Regions from separate parts of the Homo sapiens genome. Here region 2 is linked to region 1. Evidence: chromatin loops called from intact Hi-C (ENCODE). Cell type or tissue: CD4-positive, alpha-beta T cell. All regions are shown on one strand. Each heading gives the region's core, and the rest is flanking DNA. Links, peaks and the distances in the headings are about the cores only. Region 1 overlaps CCDC7 (coiled-coil domain containing 7). Region 2 has its middle 22 kb from the start of IATPR.

Evidence for each region. Peaks named below come from ENCODE experiments on the same cell type or tissue, not always from the same donor. Only the 100,000 strongest peaks of a DNase experiment are listed, where the experiment ranks them.
Region 2: a loop joins it to region 1, with 16 times the contacts of the local background. A loop is called at or near these places in 7 of 110 quality-filtered maps.

What each region holds. Positions count from the first base shown.
Region 1 is chr10:32,453,685-32,465,727 of GRCh38, forward strand. CCDC7 (coiled-coil domain containing 7) reads left to right here. Exons shown (of 44, transcript NM_001395015.1): 4 at 2,567-2,650; 5 at 8,999-9,019; 6 at 9,333-9,365. Among named protein-coding and RNA genes, the nearest start is that of CCDC7, 14 kb to the left of the region's middle. In CD4-positive, alpha-beta T cell, for the core only: no CTCF peak of the experiment used is centred there; a DNase peak (open chromatin) is centred at 5,837; H3K4me3 peaks cover 602 bases; H3K27ac peaks cover 1,356 bases.
Region 2 is chr10:33,133,169-33,145,211 of GRCh38, forward strand. No RefSeq gene overlaps it. Among named protein-coding and RNA genes, the nearest start is that of IATPR, 22 kb to the left of the region's middle. RefSeq lists an enhancer at 599-1,798. In CD4-positive, alpha-beta T cell, for the core only: no CTCF peak of the experiment used is centred there; DNase peaks (open chromatin) are centred at 3,283, 3,873, 6,103, 10,323 and 1 weaker place; H3K4me3 peaks cover 1,994 bases; H3K27ac peaks cover 4,293 bases.

The DNA of each region.
Region 1 (12,043 bases), core at 2,553-10,552:
GATAGAGAATAATCACATTTTAGTAAAGATATGGGGCCACAGGAACTCTCATACAGAGCTGGTGGGAACACAAATGGTACTGCTATGTTGAGAAACAGTTTGACAGCTGCTCACAAAGTTTAACATATACTTAAAAGATAACCACCAATTCCACTCTTAAGTGGTTATCCAAGATTAATGAACACATACATCCTCACAAAGTCTTGTATATAAATGTTTATAGAAGTTTCGTTCGTAACTGCCAGAATAGCTACTGAATCCAGCAACCCAAATATTTACTAACTGGTGAATGGATAAGCAAATTGTGGTATAGCATACAATGAAATACTCTTCACAATAAAGGGAACAAACTACTGACACATAGAACAATGTAGATGAATCTCAAAAACATTAGGATGTGGGGAAGCTAAATAAATAAGGCTACATATCATATGATTCTATTTATATGAAATTCTGGGAAAGGGAAAACTGTAGTAAAGGACCAGTGTTTGTCTTGAGCTAAGGTAGGAGGGGAGAATTGACTGCAAAGGAGTACAGTGAAGCTTTTTGAAATGATGGAAATGTTTTATATTTTTATTGTGGTGGTGATTACCCAACTATTAAAAGGACTATGTAATCACAATCCTTATCCTGCATGACCTTGTGGTTATTATGTTTTGAAGCCCTGCCAGGAATGAATCAAAGAACCAAAACTAAAATCTGAAATTGAAGTCCAATAGAAACTGGGATGACTAGAGGTGGGAGGGAGGCGGGGTAAGGGTTGAAAAACTAGCTATCGGGTACTGTGCTCAGTACTTGGGTGACGGGATCATTGGTACCCCAAACCTCAGCATCACGCAGTATATCCAGGTAACAAACCTGCACATGTACCCACTAAATCTAAAACAAAAGTTAAAAAAAAAACCACCAAAAAAATAAAATAAAATGAAATTAAGTTCACTTTCCTGTGGTCTCCAATACTGACAAAATTGAAGAAATCAGCCCTTCGGATATCCCCTTTATTTTACTGAATTTCTTTCCTCCAATGATCTTGTATTTTATTTCACATCAACCACTAATGGACAAAGTGATATCCTGTAGTCCTTACCATAACTGTTTCATAATTTGAATTTCAGTCATCCTAATCTGTGGCCACCACCTCCTGTCTTTCCCACTCAGTCTGTCCAATATTCTGTCTCCAAAAATCCTTTGATTTCACAGGGAAACATAATCCATTGGTCTTGCTGCCTTTTTAGTGTCCGAAATCCTCCTTGTGCCCTTACTTACCCAGCTTAAATAGCATGGTCCACTATTATCATCACTCCCTTTCACACGTACTTAACTCTCTTGCCCTGTTCTGCTTTATTGGTCTCATTTGGTTACATTATAAACTTGGTCAAATCAATTTCTATCTTCTCTGTATTTCTCTATCTTCTCTATATTTGTGGCACCTGAATGTGGGTGGAAGAAGTAGGCTAATAGTTTCTCTTTATATTTGTGATTAGTAACACTAATCTGTTCATTTTCCTCTCTGCTGGATGATTTAGTTTTTTTTCCCCGTCTCCTATATGATTATAGGTCTTTATTGTGACAAGAAGTATGTGAGCCTCTCAGCATATTTATTTATTTATTTATTTATTTATTTATTTTATTTTATTTTTATTTTTTTGAGACAGAGTCTCGCTGTGTCACCTAGGCTGGAGTGCAGTGGTGTGATCTTGGCTCACTGGAACTGCTGCCTCCTGGATTCAAGCGCTTTTCGTGCCTCAGCCACCCACGTAGCTGGGATTACCGGTGTGCGGCGCCTCGCCCAGCTAATTTTTTTGTCTTTTTAGTAGAGACGGGATTTTGCCATGCTGGCCAGGCTGGTCTTGAACTCCTGACCTCAAGTGATCCAACTGCCTCAGCCTCCCAAAGTGCTAGGATTACAGGTGTGAGCCACCGCGCCTGGCTCAGTATCTTTAAATGTAATGCTCAGGGAATATATTCTTCATGGAGAACCACTCTATGAAAATCCTAACTGTATATAAGCCTGTAATATTTGTTTATCATGAGTCAATTCTCTGATTTACGAATCACTGCTTTACTAGAAGGGATTTGATCGTTATGACATTTAAGCTGTAACTATTTTTTCCTCAAAGTTGTGTATTGCCCATTAGGTGAGAGCAGAAGACTGCAGTTCATGGCAATTATACAGTTAGGTATCATAGGTAGTAGTCATTTTCTAACACCAAGAGATTTTTTTTTTTATGGTAATGATTACCTTTTATTGGGCCACCCAGAAATTTCAGTACTATGAGGCTGGGATGCTGGATTTTCTGGAACTGTGTAGAGATGAATGAGAGGAGAGACATGGCTGGGTATATGTCACTGATGGGCCACTTCCCAAAGTGTACTTTCTTTCATATTTTTTCTTTGGGAGAATTTGCTAGTATGGCATTTGAAGCATGGCTTCTTGCTGTAAATGTTTGAAGGGACATAAATTACACAAAATTAAAATTTTTCAAAAAGTAAATATGCTAGAAAAAGACAGACATGCATATGGATTCTTAAATGTAACTTTATGTTTTATTATTCTTTTCAAAAGGTTGGGGATGATATGAATTCATTCTTGACATATTGTTCGCAATTTGCAGCTCAGCTAGAAGAAGCACTTAAAGAAGAACAAAATGTATGTATTCTGTATATACTGTCAAGTATAAAATATCAAACTTGTACTGGTTGTTGAAAATTGAATCTGCTATCCAGTCAGCCAACATTAATCTAGATTCAGTGTCTTAAGAAATTATAAATGGCATTGGAAAACATTATTTATTTATTTTTTATTCTTTTTTTTTAATCATCATCAAGGGTTTTTACTATGCCCAAATGCAAAGATTATGCCACTGAACCACCACAAATAAGACATGAACTTTGAATTAATTCTTCAATAGTTGTGTGAATCTTAATGAATCTGCCATATTCCCTCATTAAGAGCATGTAAGTAGTTACAAGGTAGTTAATAAATAGTAAGGTTGTGGCAATCAGCATCAAAGAGAGAATGATTGGCCATTACAGAGAATGACCACACAATCATGGTTTAGTACCATAAGCCTTATCAATTAGCTATGAGTAAAATGTAAGACTACAGTGGAATTGTTGCAATTGTCTTTTTTTTCATATAATAGAATACACTTAATTTATTGCTTTTTCTGGCAATAGTATTTAAATTGGCATGTAATAATTATACATATTTATGGGGTACATAGCGATATTTTGATACATACAATGGGTAGTGGTCAAATCAGAGTAATTAGCATATTCATCACGTCAAACACCTAGCATTTCCTTGTGGTGGGAACATTCAAAATATATAAAATATATATATATATAATAAACCGTTGTTAGCTGTGGTCACCCTATAGTGCTGTAGAACACTATAACTTATTTCTCCTATCTAGCTGTAATTTTTTATCGTTTAACCAACCTCTCCCTATCCTCCCTCACCCCTACCCTTTCCAACCTCTAGTAATCATGATTCTACTCTCTGCTTCTATGAGATCAGCTTGTTTTAGCATTTGCATATTGGCAAGAACATGAAATATTTATCTTTCTGTTCCTGACTTATTTCTCTTCATATAATATCCTATAGGGCTTTCCATGTTGCTGTGAATGACAGGATTTAATTCTTTTTTGGAATTAAGAGTGAAATCTTTTTTGGAACTGAAAGTGGCTGAATAGTAGTCCATTCCCCCTATATGCCACATTTTCTTTATTCATTTGTCTATTGATGGACATTTAGGTTGATTATATATATTGGCGATTGCAGTTTAGTGCTGCAATAAACATGGAAGTACAGATGTCTCTTCAGTGTACTGATTTCCTTTCCTGTGGATATACACCCAGTAGTGGAATTGCTGGATCATATGGTAGTTCTATTGGTAGTTTTTTGAGGAGACTCCATGCTATTTTTCATTATCATTCTACTAGTTTAAATTTCCACCAAAAGTGTATATATGTTCCCTTTTCTCTGCATCCTTGTCAGTATTTATTATCTTTTTTCTTTTTGATAATAGCCATTCTAACTGAGGTGAGATGATATCTCATTGTGGTTTTGATTTACATTTCCCTGATGATTAGTGATGATGAGCATTTTTTTCATATACTTTTTAGCCATTTGTGTATCTTTCTTTTGAGAAATATTCAAGCCATTTACCTATTTTAAAATCAGTTTTTTTTTGCCATTGAGTTGTCTGAGTTCCTTATATATTTTGAATATTAATCACTTGTTAGATGAATTTTTTTTTGCAAATATCTTTTTTCATTCTGAAGATTGTCTTTTCACTCTGTTGGTTGTTTCCTTTGCTGTGCAGAAGCTTTTTAGTTTGATATAATACCACTTGTCTGTTTTTGCTTGTGTTGCCTATGCTTTTGAGGTCCTATGCATAAAATATTTTCTCAGACCAATGTCCTGAAGCATTTCCTCTATGTTTCCTTCCAGTAGTTTCATAGTTTTGGGTTTTACATTAAAGGCTTTAAGCTGTTTTTGAGCTGATTTTTGCATATGGTGAGATTTTGGGGTCTAGTTTCATTCTTCTGCCTATGGATATCCAGTTTTCCCAGCACCATTTATTGAAAAGACTGTCTTTTTCCCAATGTTCTTGGTGCTTTTGTTGAAAATTTGTTGGCTATAAATAAGTGGATTTATTTTTTGGGTTCTCTATTGGGTTCCATTGGTCTGTGTGTCTGTTTTTGTGCCAGTACCATGCTGTTGTGGCTACTATAGCTTTGAAGAGTATGTTGTGTGTGTGTTTGCATGTGTGTGTGTGTGTGTGTGTGCTTTTTTTTTTTTTTTTAAAGAGACAAGGTCTCACTTTGTTGGCCAGGCTGGAGTGCAGTGGCACAATCATAGCTCACTGCAGCCTCGAACTCCTGGGCTTGAGGGATCCTCTTGCCTCAGCTTCCCAAGCTGCTGGGATTACAGGCATGAACCATGATGCCTGGCTAACTTTGTAGTATATTTTGAAGTCAGATAGTGTGTTGCCTCCAGCTTTCTTCTTTTTGCTTAGGATTGCTTTGGCTACTTAGGGTCTTTTGTGGTTCCACATGAATTTTTAGGATTTGTTTTCTATTTCTGTAAAGAATGTCATGGTATTAATAATTAATATTGTTAAAATGACCATACTACTCAAAGCTATCTGCAGATTCAGTGAAATCCCTGTCAAAATGATACTGGGCTTAAGCCCAGTATTAATATTAATTCTTCTAATCCACAAACATAGGATGTCTTTTGTTTTTTTGTGTGTGTCTTCTTTAATTTCTTTCATCAGTATTTTATAATTTTCATTGTAGAGACCTTTCACCTCCTTGGTTAAATTTATTTCTAGGTATCTTATATATTATTTTGTAGCTATTATAAATGGGATTGGTCTCTTGATTTCTTTTTTTCAGCTAGTATATAAACATGCCACTGATTTTTATATGTTGATTTTATATTTTGCAGCTTTACTGAATTTATTCATTAATTCTAAGAAGTTTTTGGGTGGAGTCTTCTATGTATATGATATGTATATAATCATGTTGTCTGCAAACAGGGACACTTTTGAGGCCCTCCACTTAGTTGCTTTTCTTCCCTAGGAGAGTTCTGAGTTAGGTGAAACTAACTCAGTTTAGTGTGAACCTCTAGAGAGCTCAAAAGTGGGAACCTCTAGAGAGCTCAAAAGTGGGAACCTCTAGAGAGCTCAAAACAGTAACACAATTTCTTGGGAATATGTCTGCTATGCTCTCTCCAGAACCACTCAAAATGAGGGTTGCTGTTTTTAAGACTGCTACTGTGCTCAAGGAAGGGGTGGGGCAAGACCGAGTTAAAATACCACACAGTTCTCTTGTGGTGTTCAAGCCACATTTTATTGATGTGGCATTGCTTGGTTGCTTTAAATCTTTAACTGTTTTTCAGAGTTCTAACAAAATTGGAGCATAAGCCTTTGGACTTCCCTGCTGCACATTTTTTTTTTTTTTTTTTTTTTTTTTTGCTGTTAGCACTCTTCAAATACCCTAATAGTTTTTTTCCTTGATACAAATTTACAATTGACTTTGAATTTTATATGTATAGCATTTCAGTAGACCAAGAATAACCAAGTGAGTCCTGAAGAAAATGAACAAGGCCAAAGGACCTACCCTAACAGATATCAAGATTCATTATGCAGCTATATCAATTATGATTATGTGCTTTTGGTGCAAGCCTGGATGAACTGATGAAATTGAACAAAGTCTCAGATATTGACCCTTTTATATATGGAAAATTTTGTTGATGACAGAGCCAGCAGTATAATAAATGGCTTTGGGACAACTGGTTATTTATAAAGGAAAAAACTAATTTGATATATGATCAAATATGATACTGATGATGTAAGTATATGACCTGGAGCAAGAAACAATCACAAAACAAATACAAATCATAAAAGGCAATATTGATAAATTCACCTATATTAAATTTATAAGCTCTGTATATAAATAATTCATAAAGAGAGGGGCAAGAGAAATTTCAAACAGGGGCAAAATTTGGATCATGTATACCTGACGTATATGTGTATTTAATCACATGAAGGATTATCTAGATTATATAGATAATGTCTACTTATCAGTAAGTAAATGATTAAACAAATCATTACAAAATAAAAAGGCATTTCACAGTGGATCAGTTTTTATTTTTCACTCATTTTTATCAACAATGATCTAGATTTAGCAGTATCAGTAATTGATGCTGTGGGTTTCCTCAGTAATTGAGAAAGGCACTGTTCTCGTTAAACTAGGAGTGGTTTAAATTATTGTAGAACTATGGCTACAATGAGTGGTTGAATTGATATACGCTAAAGTTTCCCATCAGGTTCCAGTGCAGGAAGGGAAGTTTTGAGAACCCCGGAATCTTTCTTGACAGTGGAAAGAATTAGTTATTCCTAGGTATAATGTGCTTTAGTGGACATTATTTCTAAACACTTACGTAGCTGAAAATATTTTTCTTCTGACACAGACATTAATTTGCTTTGGTATATTTTCTGAAGGATCTCAGCACTTTTTGCGTAGATTTATGCTTTCTTATTTAGCTTAGTGATTCTCAGACTTTAGCATGCAAAGCAATCACCTGCAGGTCTAGTTACAACACAAATTGTTAGTCCCACTTCTAGAATTTCTGATTTAGTAGGGTAGCGTGGGGCCTGAGAATTTTCAGTACTAATAAGTATGCTTGTAGGTGGTGCTGATGCTGTTGCTGTGGCTCCTTACTTTTTGAACCACAGATCTAGAGTTAGTGTTGCGGAAGATAAATTTAATTTATCTAGTTTAATTTTTGTTCAATCTTATGTTACTCCCTGAATGCACGTAGTAACATTTTACTTTAATAATGTAATTGAAAACTTTTACCCAATTTGATAGGGTGGGGTTTTTGTTTTTGTAGCAAATGTAATCACTTTAACATTAGATATTTAAATGGTAAATACTGATATTTTGAACTGTGTATGGATGCTCCTCAACTTATGAGGGAGTTACATACTGATAAACCCATCATAAGTTGAATTTTTCATATGGTGAAAGTGCATTTAATACACCTGACCTACCAAACATTGTAACTTAGCCTACCCTACCTTAAATGTGCTGAGAACACTGGACATTAGCCTGCAGTTGGGCAAAATCATCTAACACAAAACCTATTTTATAAGGAAGTGTTGAATAGCTCATGAAACTTATTGAATACTGTACTGAAAGTGAAAAACAGAATGGTTGTAGGTGTATGTGGAGTTCAGTTTCTATTGGTTTTTGTATATTTAGTCAGTTTCTCTTGTAATTTCTCAAACAAGTAATTTGCATTTTTCATTAAAAATATTAAGTAGTATTATATTTTATATCTTGATTTTCTAGACCGTTTAGCAGGAACAGAGTTGTATTGAGAAGATAGTGTTGGGAAGGTGATGCTTTTTGTTATTGTACTTGCTGCTGTATGAAAAAAATATAATGCTCCTCTGAAAGGAATTTAAATTTTATTCCTTACATATATGTGTGTGTGTGTGTGTGTATATATATATATATATATATGTATATATATATATATATATACATATATATATATGCACATATGTACATTTTTTTTTTTAAGATGGAGTTTCGCTCTTGTTGCCCAGGCTGGAGTGCAATGGCGTGATCTCGGCTCACCGCAACCTCCGCCTCCCGGGTTCAAGTGATTCTTCTGCCTCAGCCTCCTGAATAGCTGGGATTACAGGCATGCACCACCACACCTGGCTAATTTTTGTATTTTTAGTAGAGACGGGGTTTCTCCATGTTGGTCAGGCTGGTCTTGAACTCTCGACTTCAGGTGATCCACCTGCCTTGGCCTCCCAAAGTGCTGGGATTACAGGCATGAGCCACCCCACCCAGCCTCCTTACCTATATTAAGAAAATATATGAAATAAATTTGGGAATTGTTTGGGGGCCACCTAATATAGATATATTAGGGCCAGGCATGATGGCTCATGCTCAGTGTTTTGGGAGACTGACATGGGAGGATTGCTTGTGGCCAGGAGTTCGAGACCAGCCTGGGCAACATGGCCAAACTCCATCCCTATTAAAAACAAAATTAAAAATTAGCCAGGCATGGGGGTGTGCCCATGTAGTCCTAGCTACTCAGGAGGCTGAGGCAAGAGGATCACTTGAGCCCAGGAGTTCAACGTTATAGTGAGCTATGAGTGCACCGCTGCACTCAAGCCTGGGTGACAGTGAGATTCTGTCTCTCTTTCCCTCTTTCTCCCTTTTTATATATAAAAAGAAAAATTATTTTTAAATTCTAGAAAGAAGTTGTCTATGCAAGGTGAACTAAAAGCACTGTCTGTAAATAAAAAATTTTAAGTTTCAACTACAGATTTATAAAGTTATATTTTAATACTTAGTACATTTTTGTGATTGAAAATTGCAAAAGACTGAACTAAATATTATATTATACATTGTGAAGCATTCTAATTTTAAATGTGTTAATTAAAACTTTATTTTTCAGATTTTGGAATCTCTTTTTAAGGTACGTTCAATATATTACAGCTTAAGCCTACTAAAACTTAACACAGAAATACATGCCAATGAAGAAGAGGTTTCTAAATTTTAAGGGAGTAGAAGGAATTCCATACTTGCTGCTCTATATATTTAAGAATTTTATGTTCATTTGTATAGTGCATTAGCCCCATTCTGAATCCCAAGTGATGTTTCGGTCAGGGCTGATATTTGATGGATGAAGATTCAGAGACACAGACACACATTTATATAGATATTTATTTCATCAGTGCAATTTAAGTAGTCACTATTTCTTTTTTTGTCCCTCTTTTGTTTTCTTAAAGTGGTTTCAGTGGCAGGTCAATCAGATGGAAGAAGTAAGTCTAACGTTTTAAAATTGTTAAGTTAATATTTTTTAACTCATTTGAAAAGCAATTTGGATTATGTATAAGTTAAGTATGTATAAGTCATTTTTGAATAACTGTTGGTTATAAAGTAACCTTTTGGTTTGGGTAGACAAGGAATAAGTGGATGGGATAAAATATTTCTCAGTGACCTACACCCTATATCCCTGCATATATCTGGTATACTCCAAGTTTGACTGACACATTTTTTTTCCTAAAATTGAATAATGGAAACTAAGTTATTATTTTTTCCAATTTACATAAAAGGGTGATGAGAGAACCTTTCACTTTAAATATTTCTACCATATTTTAAAAAATCATGCTAAATGATTATGTATGTGTAGACATAAAATTATGTATTGATTTTCTATAGATGAAATATGTTATTTTAATGATGTTCTTTTACACTTTTGATTCAGGCACTTTGCCATTAGTTTGAGAACTACTGGTCTCTGTCCTTAGGGGCTTTTAATTCTACTTTGGAAAATACTTTATATATGCTGTCAGTATATTAGAATGATTTCCAGGGTAGCTTTACTGATTTACAGTATTATTTTAGTTCTCATTTGGTCACACTTATGGTTCAGTCCAATTAAACACTCTTGAAGCCCAGGCTTTTCAAAGAAAAGAGGCCAGTTTATTTGGGGGTATTTAAAGGATAAATATAGATAGAACCTTAAATGCATGAACTGTGACTATATCCTAGCATCTTCTCATTGTTTTTATCTCTGGTCCCAGAACAGAAGACTTTCATGGTCTATATGCTGTTTGCTTTAGGATACATTTGACTGACATTGGAAAAGTGTTAGTCATTCTTTGATTATGGCATAGAGGTCATTATCCTTCCAGAGAAGTAGGGGTAGAGTGAAGTCTACTATTCCTCTACCCTCTTTTAAAATGTGTTCTTCTTTGCAACTTTGGAAATTCATCTTGTCATCTTCTTTTCATCCATCAACCTCTTTTTATTATTTTATTAATGGGTTTACTTTTACTCTTCTTTTGCACTCAGTCCTGTCAATGTACATGACCTATCCAAAACCCTGGCTTCTCACTTTCTTGACTTCCTCATCTCCAAAGATCTCTTGGCCTCCACTTCCAGTCACACTCTGGAACTTGTCATTAACTAAATTACTTTTTAAAAATTACTAATTTAGGCAACTTATTCTTGAACTGTAAATTTCTGTTTTTCCAATTATTACTTTAAATACTGCTCTGGCCACCAAACACTTGGAATGCTCTAAATACAAGCTGTTGGTTGGAACTCCTTCAATTCCTGCTACCTAACACAATATTAACGTCTGTACTCATTTTCTCTTTCTTTTTTCCTGTTAAGACAGATATATTGTTCTTTCTTATACATATGACTAATTATTTCACTTCTGTTTTGGATTTCATATCCTCTTGCCTTCTCAAGACTTTGTGTTTGTTTGTTTGTTTGTTTGTGTTTTTGAGAACTTGATCTCATTCTGGTTGCCCTGGCTGGACTGCAGTGATTTGATCTCGGCTCACTGAAGCCTTGACCTCCCGGGCTCAGGTGATTCTCCAACCTTAGCCTCTCAAGTAGCTGGGACCACGGGCATGAGCCACCATGCCTGGCTAATTGGTATTTTTTTTAGTAGAGATGGGGTTTTGCCATGTTGCCCAGGCTAGTCTTGAACTCCTGGATTCATGCAATTCCCTTGCCTCCGCCTCCCAAAGTGCTGGGATTACAGGCGTGAGCCACTGTGCCCTGCCGTGCCCTCTCAAGAACTTTGATTAATTATTCTCTCTTGTATATTCAGTTTCTCTCATTCAATTTATCCTTCTTTTCAGTTTTTAAATATGCTCTTCTATCTCTTATTTGATCCACATTCCTCTCTAAAGGCCTATTTCCATGTCCTTTATTAGCCTGTTTTTAAAAAAATTATTTTGTATGCAAATTTACTCATATTAGGGAAACAATCATTAGATTATTATCAGGGTGTAAAGGCAAAACTGGTTTATAAGTGAGTAGGAGAAAAATAGAGTAGACAGTCTTTGAACAATGAAACTAGTTTTTTTTTTTTTTAAAGTATTCAACGAATAAACTGGCACCTAGTGAAAAGATTAATCTGGGCACTCTTTCCTTGTAAGAGACAACTAAGGTTATTAAGTAAAACAGTTAGAGTTGTTAATGGATTTCCTATAATAACCCTTAAGAGTTTAGCCATGGAGCATGTGTCACCCATTCAGAGCCACATTTATTTTTATATTCATTTACTATACACTATGCTCTTACTTCCCAAACATTTCTCAATCTATCCAGACTGAATTCTGTCTCCCTAACAAGTAAAACATTCTCTCCATATGGTTCCCAGTAAGTTGTATGTTGTTAAATTAAACAGACTTTTTTTTTTTTTTTTGCCTCAGCTATAGTTAATATTATTGATCGTGCCCTCATTTTTGAAACACTAGTCCTTTGGCTTCTGTGAATTACATTTTCCTGGCTATTGTTTTACCTCTTTGGCTGTCTTCTTTTTAGAGTCCCCTCCTAAACCCAACCAGTAAATGTTGGAGTACCTCAAAGTTTTATCCTATGCCTTTTTTCTTTTTACTCCAAACTTTCTCCCTAGGCAGTCTCATCCAGTTTTTCCATTCAAGTATTACCTTTATGCATGTAATTTAGAAACATA
Region 2 (12,043 bases), core at 2,381-10,380, 680 kb after region 1:
TGTCCATGTGTTCTCGTTGTTCAGCTTCCACTTATGAGTGAGAACATGCGGTGTTTGGTTTTCTGTTCCTGTGTTAGTTTGCTGAGAATGATGCTTTCCAGCTTCATCCATGTCCCTGCAAAGGACATGAACTCATTCTTTTTTATGGCTGTCCATTATTCCATGGTGTATGTGTGCCACATTTTATTTATCCAGTCTATGATTGATGGACATTTAGGTTGGTTCCAAGTCTTTGTTATTGTGAACAGTGCTGCAGTAAACATAAGTGTGCATGTATCTTTACAGTAGAATGATTTATAATCCTTTGGGTATATACCCAGTGATAGGATTTCTGGGTCAAATGGTATTTCTGGTTCTAGATCCTTAACTCACTTTTAACAGAGCTATGGGGGCTTTCAGCTCAGCAGTGGCTCTTCTTAGCAGGGGACTGAATGTGTTCCCTTTGCCAAAGCCTACTTTGCTTTGCTTATGTGATGCTACTTACAGGATTTCCAGATTGTTTTTGGTCTCTTCAACCATTTGCTTTCTTTGGACAGGACAATGCCCAGTGATGAAGATGAAGCTCTTGTTCTTGACATCTAATCCCACACCATGACTAATAAACATGGCATGCTGCAATGGGCATTAATTTATGGGTAACAGAAGCAGATCCAAGCCTTTTAGCTAATTAAATAAAAATGCACCATACAGCAACCATCCTGCCTGCTTGGGTGTAAAATAGAGAGGAGAAAGATGGCATGCTGGTCATTGAGAGATAATTACCTGCAATTTCAGAGCTGGAATCTAGTGACAACATAAGAAAAATAATAACCTCTCTGGCTGTTAGGATTCTCAGTTCTAGCTGCGAGCAAGGAGCAAAGGCACCCACAGACTTGCCAAACCTATGTCAGGAATGACGAATAGAAGGCAGAAATCCACATCCCCAGGTGGTAAAATTGTTATCCACCTTCGTCACCTCTTTCCTAATGGAGGAAGTGAGGACAGGCAGCCTTGGAGTCCTACTTGAATGAGGCCTGGACCTTATGCAGGGTAATAAAAACCAACACGTGGGGCCTGTGCTGTAAGGTGGCAGAGGGCGATGACTCACCCCACTCATGCAGGTTGAGTCATTTCAAGGCAGAGTTGTGCCAGTTCAGTACCCAGTAATATTTTCCAGTCGACGAGTATCAGTGAACAGGAGATAACCAGTCATTTCTAGATTCTGCTCAGAGTCCCAGCTTAGAGGCTCCACCAGCTCAAAGAGACGGGATGGCAAAACAGCCACCTTAATTTCCAGATCATCTGCCAGCTCATCTGCCAGCTGACACACAGCCCATGGCTCCACTATTGCCAGTGCTGTAGCTGCACCAGACCAATCTGGTTCAACTTTTATGTAACAAAGTTGTGATTTGTTTTTCAGTTGCCCGGGACTCCCAGGTTGAAGATCATGAGCATGCCCTGATGAGCCAAGGCATGCAACCACAGGGGAACCTAAGTGCTTGGACTGAGGAGTGGGGACTGAAATAAGAAGCGGACACTGCAGGGCAGGATCAGGATCCAATCAGATCGAGCCCTGGCATCACCTCATGGCAGGATCTAGTCAGATCGTGGCTTTTGACATCACTTCATTGTGAAATCCAATCAGATCACACCTTATTACCCTATCCTTATAAAACCGGACCTAGCCCCCAGCTCGAGGAGGCACTGCTTTGGGAGTTATCCCAGGTGTTCTTGTTACTAGTTGCAAGGAATAAAATCCTCTTGCTAAATCCTCCTTGGTTGTGCAGATGTTGGCATGGATGTGGAGAGAAGGGAACACTTACGCTTTGTTGGTGAGGATGTAAATTAGCTCAACTCTGTGATAAACAGTATGGAGAGTTTTCAAAGAACTAAAAATAGAACTTCTACTCAACCCAGCAATCCTATGAGTGCATGAGTGGGTATCTACCCAAAGGAAAAGAGACCATATAAATAATATACCTATTTATTGCAGCACTATTCACAATAGCAAAGTCACGGAACCAAGCTGAGTGCCCATCAGTGGTTGACTGGATAAAGAAAATGTGGTCTATATACACCATGGAATACTAATGAAAATAATGATTTCATTCTTTTTATGGTTGTGTAGTATTCCATGGTTTATATATACCATTCTTGCGGCAATGTGGATGGAGCTGGAGGCCATCATCCTGAGTGAACTAACTGAAAAACAGAAAACCAAATACCGCGTGTTCTCACTTATAAGTGGGAACTAAACAATGGGTACGAATGATCATAAAGATGGAAATAATAGACACTGGGGGCTCCAAAAGCAGAGAGGATGGAAGAAGGACAAGGGTTGAGCACTTACCTGTTGGGTACAATGTTCACTACTGGTATATTGGGGACACTGGAAGCCCAATCCCCACTGGTATGTAATATACCCATGTAACAAACAAATATATGTACCTCCTGAATCTAAAATAATCAATCAATCAATCAATCCTCCTTGGTTGTGGTCATTGGGTTGATATCTGCCAAGTAACCACTGAGCTAAAATTGGGAGCTTTTACATATTCGGTATGTTTCTTTTTTCTTTTCTTTTCTTTTTTTTTTTTTTTTTTTTGATATGGAGTCTCACTCTGTCACCCAGGCTGAAGTGCAGTGACATGATCTTGGCTCACCACAACCTCCACCTCCCAGGTTCAAGTGATTCTCCTGCCTCAGCCTCTCAAGTAGCTGGGATTACAGGCACCTGCCACCACGCCCAGCTAATTTTTGTATTTTTAGTAGAGGTGGGGTTTTATCATGTTGGTCAGGCTGGTCTCAAACTCCTGATCTCAAGTGATCCATCTGCCTTGACCTCCCAAAGTGCTGGGATTACTGGCATAAGCCACCATGCCTGGCCCATTTTCAGTGCATTTCTGTGTTTAAAGGATATCACATAACTGAAATAACATTTTTTATAAACCATGCAACTTGGCTCTACTGGGTGAAGCTCACGTTAGAGGCCAACTTTCAACATATTTAAACTATGGAAGCCCCCAAAAGAGCAACTTACGTTAAAGGTGACTTATAGCAGAGGTAGCTAGGCTCAGTCCAGACTGGACAGTGCTCTCAAAGTTTATGTGCAGAGGCGGCAGTACCCAGGCAAGTCTTTGAAAGTCCCGGCTTAGAACTTGGCACAATCACCTTAGAGATTGTTCACTGCTACAAATGCAGGCATTGATGCAGGGGTGGGGCAGAAAGACGGGGGAGTGGGAGCCTTGCTGCTAATTGGTTTAGTCTAAGATCAAGCCTAACCTCCCTTGGCCCACACAACTGTTACTATTAAGTGAGACTGAAACTAATCAAAACTATTTACACAGATGTGCCAAGCCTGGGAGATGAAGCAATTATGTGCCCAGACCCATGTTGATGAGTAATTTGTGGCAAACTCCTCTGTATAAGAGGGGGTCATGTAGTAGCAAAGTGGGGTTGTTTTGAAGAGAAAGCCTGCTGATGTGAAACGAAGAGCTGACTTGGATTCCACATGATAGGAGACAGGTATATGCTTGGAGTGCAGCCTCTCCAGGGGAAACTGAGGGAGGGATGGGGGACTAAGTGATCTGCAACTCACTCATGAAAACCCATTTCAACCCAAAACAGACCTAACCTCCTCCACCTTCCATTAAGTAATTTATCAGGGTTTTAAAAGAAGAATCCATATTTCTTACACTTCCTTTCTGTTGGACAATGCAGTGATATGACCAAGGGCTTGGGGTGTGGATTGCAGGGGAGGGAAGGTTAATTAGCAACACAGATTAATTAGCAACCAGTCAGGGAGACGGATCTGTGCTCTGATTCATCTAACAAAAACTCTGGAGGTGGCTATGCTTAATATGCTCCTTTGCAGATGTCAGATCTATAAGTGAGAGAAGCTAAGTGAGTCACCACAGGTCACAAAGCTAGCAAGAGGAGACAGATTGTAAGATCATAAACCAAAGTCCCAGGCCTCCAAACCCCATGCTCTTTCCTACAAAATATACTATCTTCCTTCTGAAAATTATGCTCATCATAGGGACGAACTTTGTTTCCCAGGATTAGTTGGGCTCACGTACATGCTACCATATTGACTCGGGTTCTCTAGGGTACTGGACCAGAATGTTTGTTCCCTCAAAACTTGAGGTCCTAGGGCCATCTAGGAGGAGCGGTGCAAGAGGCTTTGGGATCGATTGCCAGGCTGTGGGCCCCTGGGGGTGAGGGGCCTGAACAAAACGTGAAATACGGCTCCACTTTCTGCATCAGCAGAGGGGAGGCTGGGCGTGCCTGTGCCCCCAGAAGTGAACCCTTATGTCCAGAGCAGTGAGGAATGTTGAAGTCAGGAATTCCCCCTTCCTTCCCTCAAGCCAGGTCCTCAGAAGCCCGGATGAAACTCCTTGATAGGAGATGTTTTGAAGGAACCTGGGTAAAGTGCTTCTGTGGACTGCAAGATCTAACAAGTCTCAGAGTCAGACAGTCTGAGGAGTAGACCCATAGATGCCGAGTGCATACTTTCTCTGGGCGACACTTTGCATTTACGGAACAGGTGCTGGGAGCCAGGAGGTGAGAACTCCCAGAGACTCAGTCCCTGCCCTCAAGGAATTCCCAGTCTAATCAGGGACATGAGCTTGTAAACCTGGCTCCTCCCCGACCCGGCCCTCAGCCCAACCCTGAGTCATCCTGATGCTCACTCAGGATTGGAGGTCCTGGAAGTCCACAGTATGGGTGGGAGAAGAGGAGGAGCCGCTCACTCATGCAGAGGGAAGGAGAGAAGAGTGAAGTAATGAATGCATGCATTCATTCAGCAGCTGTTTAGGAGAGCCTTTCCCGTGTCCATCACTCTCCTGGGTGCTGCGACTATGGTAGAGAACAACACAAATTTAAATAAAAAGTCCCTGTTATGATGGAGGTGATGGGACTTGATCTCTTTGCATAGCATCCAGATTATTGGAGAAGTGAGGGAGGAAAAGGATATTCTAATCTCATTGTGAAATTGAGGAAACCAAAGCCTTTCTACTTACAAAGTGGCAGCCCCAAGATGCAAACACAAGTCTCTCAATTCCGCTATGTGCTGGTGCCCACACACATAGGGACCCTCCCCTTAGCTAGGTTGCTATGAGAGAGGCCACAGAGCCCTAGCAAGGAAATTGCACAAAGGCCAGCACCAAAGGTTGTTGTGATCATAAATTTGGTCCTTCCAGTAGTTTCTGGGGAGACAAGGGTCACAAATGCATCTATCTTTTGGTCAGCCGTTTTAGTATCAGCTTCCAGGTCTATTGGATAGAGATATTCATCTACACGAATAAATAACTCCTTGAAATAATTCAAGGCTTTTCAGAAACCACAATCAAATTTGTAAAATAAGGCAAAGCAAAGCAAAACACAACAAAACACTTACGTAACCATTGTTTGTGATGCAAAGCTGTAATTAAGAACCAGAATTTAACAAATATACATGAAAAAAAGCATAGAGTTGATCAGCATATTATTTTCAGGGCAAATCATAATAGTAAACTTGCATATTTCAGGGAATTTTTGTTTATACATTTTCCCCAGACCAAGCCTGAAATTCCTGTATTAAAAAAAATCACCGCCAGGCGTGGTGGCTCACACCTGTAATCCCGGCACTTTGGGAGGCCGAGATGGGCAAATCATCTGAGGTTGGGAGTTCGAGACCAGCCTGACCAACCTGGAGAAACCCAGTCTCTAGTAAAAATACAAAATTAGCTGGGCATGGTGGCGCATGCCTGTAATCCCAGCTATTCAGGACACTGAGTCAGGAGAATTGCTTGAACCCGTGAGGCAGAGGTTGCGATGAGCTGAGATGGCGCCATTGTACTCCAGCCTGGGCAACAAGAGCGAAACTCTGTTTCAAAAAAAAAAAATCACCCTATCAGTTAACTAGAGGAATAAAGCATAACATAAATGGGTACTTTTCCAGCAATTTCATTTTTTTTTAGATTTAATATTAGTTACAGGAAAGAATACACTGTCAAGGAAATCCATCAACAGCTTGGTTTTCAGAGGGAAACTCAGATACACACTTATCTATCCAAGGTTACCAGGTACCCATGGTTACTTCAGTTCAAAAAGAAACAAAACAAACCCCAAGTGCTTGAAGTGGTAACAACGGTTAGTTTTATTTCACAGCTGGTAACGTAGGTAGAAGGCACAAAAACAAGGCTGTGCAGGGGGCGGTTACTTCCTTTTCAGTGGATGGGCAAGTCATGGACTTTCGCAGTCTGAAAGCTGCTGCCGCCCCCCCCAGAGCTTGACCTCCACTCCAACGCAGCATCCCAGGGTCACAACCTGGAACTTGTCATCATCTACACCGTGTTTTGGAGCCCACATCTTAAACTCCCTGTCCCTTCAGCTCTTCCTCCTCTTCTTGGCAATATTCTCTCCAGCACCTTCAGCACAAGCCCCCGTCTCCAGCTTCGTCATGCCCCCCTCATGCATCATCTCCCCTCCATCCGTGCTCGGTGAAGCCGTTCTCCATCCACCTCTTCTGCCTCTCTCATTTTACTCCACTGCTGTTCCTTGCCTTTAGTTACCCTTTCCTGTCTTAGTCCATTTTCTGTTGCTTGTAACAGAATACCTGAAACTGGGTAATATGTAAAGAAAGGAAAAGTATTTTTTACACTTAGGGAGTCTGAGAAGTCCAAGATTGATGGGTCATAGCTGGTGGGGACTGAGGTGGCACAGGGTGTCACATGGTGAGAGTCTGAGTGTCCTGACTCAGGTCTCTTTTCCTTTTTTTTTGTTTTTTTAGATGGAGTCTCGCTCTATCGCCAGGCTGGAGTGCAGTGGTGCAATCTCGGCTCACTGCAACCTCCGCCTCCTGGGTTCAAGAGATTCCCCTGCCTCAGCCTCCCAAGTAGCTGGGACTATAGGCGCCCGCCACCATGCCTGGCTAATTTTTTTTTCCATTTTAGTAGAGAAGGGGTTTCACCATGTTGGCCAGGAAGATCTCGATCTCCTGACCTCATGATCTGCCCACCTCAGCCTCCCAAAGTGCTGGGATTACAGGTGTGAGCCACTGCCCCCGGCCTTTTCCTCTTCTTGTAAAGCCAGCAGCTCCATTCCAATGATAATTTACTAATCTGTCAACCTATTAATCCATGAATGGATTAATCCACTGATGAGGGCAGAGTCCTCATGACCCAGTTACCTCTTAAAGGCCCCTCCTCTCAACTCTGCCACATTGGGGATCAAATTTCAACATGGGGTTCAGACAGGACAGACATTCGAATCATAGCACTTCTCTTCCTTTACTTCTCCACCAATCGTGAAGATATACGGAGAGATCAAGACCCATCATCTCCACAGGAATGGGGATTTTAAAATCTGTTTTGCTCACTGCCATAGTCCCAGCACCCAGGAGGCATTCCAGGCTCTCAATAAGCATCTGTGGGAACGGTGGCTCACGCTTGTAATCCCAGCACTTTGGGAGACTGAGGTGGGTGGATCACCTGTGGTTGGGTGTTTGAGACCAGCCTGGCCAATATGGTGAAACCTCGTCTCTACTAAAAATACAAAAATTAGCCAGGTGTGGTGGTGCGTGCCTATAATCCCAGCTATTTGGGAGGCTAAGGCAGGAGAATCCCTTGAACCAGGGAGGCGGAGATTGCAGTGAGCCGAGATTGCACCACTGCACTCTAGCCTGGCCTGGACTCTGTCTCAAACAAAACAAAACAAAAGTGTGGAATGAAGGCATACATTCATTACTTCCCTCCCTGGGTTCTCGCCACTCTTCTCTTCTTCCCTCTGTACGGTGAGCTGCTTCTTCTGGTTCTCTTATCCCATTCTGTGTGTCTACAGGAGTCCCCAGCCTGGAGCCCACATCAGGACCATCTGCAGTGTCTAAATAAGTGTGCCCTGAGGTCCAGCCCCAGAGGTTCTCACTCAGATCTGGGCTGAGGGCCAGGTATAGGAGATGCCAGGTTTACAAGCTCGTGTCCCTGATTGGACTGGGAATTCCTTGAAGACAGGGACTGTGCCTATGGGAGGTCTCACCTCCTGGCTCTCAGCACCTATTCCAGAAATGCTTCCTGGATCGAGGGCATAATGAGTCCAGCGTGGCTTTGGGCATGTCTTATACTCTGGGTGTAAGTGTTTGCATCTGTGAAATATGCCGTTAGAACGCTCTGTCTTTTGTTTCCTTTGTGACCCTAGGACTCCATCAGCTCCTATATGTGAAGAGTGGAACATCAGATTTGAAGCCTGATTGCAACTTGAAGGCCTCATCTAATCACACAGCTTGTGTGCCTGGGCCCTGAGTGGTATTGGCCTAAAGCATAATGCAATTCACCCTGCATTTACATTCCTCTTCATCTGATTTGCCGGAGAATCTGGATTTGTTAAGGATCTCAGCTTATTTTCCTCAGGCAGATGCTCTTAGTTTCTCAGCAATCCAGCAGTGGTTACAGAGCCTGGGTCTGTAGGAGATGAGGGGCCCAGCACTGGAGGGGGGGCTACCTTGGAAGACAGCTCCTCCCATCCCCACTGATTTTTCAAGTCAACGGGGGTAATGGTTTCACCTAGTCCTGGGGGTTTCTTGAGGCCACTGTGCACTCAGTAGCACCATCAGTCCTGACTCCCTTAATAAGAAGAAAAAAAGTCTTGGCCAGGCATGGTGGCTCACGCCTGTAATCCCAGCAATCTGGGATGCTGAGGCAGGCGGATCACTTGAGGTCAGGAGTTCGAGACCAGCCTGGCCAACCTGGTGAAACCCCATCTCTACTAAAAAAATACAAAAATTAGCCAGGCATGGTGGCAACCTCCTGTAATTCCAATTACTCGGGAGGCTGAGGTGAGAGGATTGCTTGAACCCAGGAGGCAGAGGTTGCAGTGAGCCGAGATAGCGCCATTGCACTCTAGCCTGGACGACAGAGCGAGACTCTGTCTCAAAAAAAAAAAAAAAAAAAAAAGAATCTTTTCATGGGGTGGAGAGTGGCTGTCCCTTTAATGGAGATCTCCAGGGACACGGATGAGTGAAAAGAGGTTTTATGCATTGATGAAAGCCTTTAAAATCCCCAAATCTGTTCAGAACTAGTGAAAGATGGAGAGGTTGGAAACTAGAAATTGGCTTTTGGCACCTCTGAGTCTCTCCAGCTGAGCCCAGCCACCAAACACCCTTATGGCTTCTCCCAGATCAGCCTTGAGTGATGAAGCCAACAGGGAGGGAGCTGCTGATGGAGGAGGGAGAGGGATGGGAGGGGGAGAAAGAGGAAAGGAAGGAGGGGCTGGGGGACACTGACAAAACCCCGGCTAGGCTGCTCCCAGGGGCTGAGGCTCTGGAAAACAAATTTGGAAACATTATCCCATATCCCACAAGATCTCCATTGAAGACATTAAGCCCAGAGGCCCAAAGGGACCCATTGAAGAGACAAGGCCAGAGCCAGGGATCTTGAAGGCTCAGCCGTTCCGGTGAAATCAAAACAGCATGAGCCAAACAGCTCATGAAGAGATAAGGGATTAGACCACGCTCAAAACCATGTGAAGATGAGGAACTTGCTAACATTCTTGAGTTCCCCATAGAAAATGGGCTTGTTCAACTCAGGAATGAACTGTGAAATGCTGAATTCTACTCTGGGGTCTCTGATGAAGCATAAAAAGCCAAAAAATTCTTCCACAACCCATTTGGGGGAAATGGCACATGAACTCACTCTCTACTGCTCCAGGGCTGGCTACACAGCAGACCCCACAGCCCTGCATTTGTTTGTGATTGCACCCGAGTTGTGAGTTCAGGAGATTTTTAAATCCACTGATAAAATGAGTTCTTATTGGAATTCAGAAATTAAACATGAACCAGGGGGTATTTTTATTGTACTTTTCCCTTTACTGGTAAAGTCTTTTCATCTTGAATTGGATCCCAATTTTTCACTGGGAAGCTGCCATCCAGCCTTGCAGGAAAAAAAAAAAAAATTAAAAATTAAGCAAAGAAAGCTTGAGGCAACTATAAGTAGTGGAGTATAAGTAATACCATCAGAAAGGAAGTTGTGGGTGGACATGGGGCAGGTTCCTTGCTGTTAGGGGATGCATGGGTCAAGGACTGGGTTGGGGGCACTCATACTTTATGCTGAACATTCAAAAAATCACTACCTGGAACACCACGGTTCACACCAAGGTTCCCCAGCCAGCGCATTATGAACATAATCTGAGCTCCCCAGAAGACTGTCTCAATTTTTTCCAAGTATGTTTTCAGTTAGAAAGTGAATTTTAATACTAGGCAGAGGGCAAGGCCTTTTAGGGATCTCTCAGAATCCTGAAATGCTGAAAAGCCACCCACAGAAGTTCATCATCCACCCCCTGCAGCAGTGACTCATACTTATGTGTTAACATGAGCTCGTGTGCTCTGCTTTCATGTTCTCAGGAGTCAGAAATGACTCTATAAGATGTGGCATTATTAGCCGGGAGGGTTTGGTGGCATGGGGCCCGTCAGAACCAGGGAGATGGGAAGATTCTTATCAATGGAGAGCTCAAGAGACAAGTTCTGGACCCAGATCCCTCAGGGCTGTGGGGAAGGGACTGGGCACTGGGAAACAGGAGGCCAAGAGCAGGTGCTCCCCTGAAACTCTCATTTTCTTAGCCCTTCATCTGGTACTGGAGCCCCTGGGGGTCAGATATCTGTCTGCTCCCTCTAAATTGGTTACGAAATGGCCAGGACATCAACGTGATCTACCCCAAGAAGTCCACTTGATGATGCTCCAGCTTCACTATACGAGATCCCCTCTGGAGTGAAGCGCAGAGATCCAGGCTGCTGACTTATGTTTCTTCCTTCCCTCTTGTCTTTCATGAGTGCTGCCCTTGTCACTGAGGTGTTGAGGAGGAGGGATAAGAAGGCGGAGTTTCTGGCCGGGCGCGGTGGCTCATGCCTGTAATCCCAGCACTTTGGGAGGCCGAGGCAGGCGGATCACTTGGGGTCAGGAGTTCGAGACCAGCCTGGCCAACATGGTAAACCCCGTCTCTACTAAAAGGTGCAAAAAATAGCCAGGCGTTGTGGTGGGCACCTGTAATCCCAGCTACTGGGGGGAGTGGCTGAGATAGGAGAATTGCTTAAACTTGGGAGGTGGAGGTTGCAGTGAGCCGAGACTGCACCACTGCACTCCAGCCTAGGCGACAAGAGTGAAACTCCGTCTCAAAAAAAAAAAGGCTGGGGGGAGTTCCTACTCTTCCTTCACCCTCAGACTAACCACCACCCAATGGGGTTCAAAGTTTGTGAGTGTTGTCCTTCTGAGAATACACACTGTTCATCTCTTGGTGTGAGGCTAATTGAACAGAAACACAATGGTTAATATTAATCAGAAAATTGGGAAACGAACAGAGAAGAAAATACTGGTGAAAGTGGAAGGTTTGGGACAGAGTAGAAAAAATGAATTGAATTAGTTAGGGTAATTTTAGATGCTATAAAAATATAAACTGTTAAATTTTAATGGCTTCACACACTAGAAATTTATTTCTAGGCCGGGCGCTGTGGCTCACACCTGTAATCCCAGCACTTTGGGAGGCTGAGGCAGGCGGATCACGAGGTCAGGAGATCGAGACCATTCTGGCTAACACGGTGAAACCCCGTCTCTAATAAAAATACAAAAAAAAATTAGCCAGGCGCGGTGGCGGGTGCCTGTAGTCCTAGCTACTCAGGAGGCTGAAGCAGGAGAATGGTGTGAACCCGGGAGGCGGAGCTTGCAGTGAGCTGAGATCGCGCCACTGTGCTCCGGCTTGGGCGAAAGAGCGAGACTCCGTCTCAAAAAAAAAAAAAAAGAAATTTATTTCTAGCTGTTGAGCAGTTTGATGCAGGTATTTTTGGTTGAGCCAAGACTTGCCACAGTGTAGCAATCAGGATACCTGGTTCTCTCTCTCTCTCTCTTTTTTTTTTTTTTTGAGATGGAGTCTTGTTCTGTTGTCCAGGCTGGAGTGCAGTGGCGTGATCTTGGCCTCCTCCTCCCAGGTTCAAGTGATTCTCCTGCTTCAGCCTCCTGAATAGCTGGGACTACAGGCGTGTGACACCACGCCCAGCTAATTTTTTTTATTTTTAGTAGAGATGTGGTTTCACTGTGTTAGC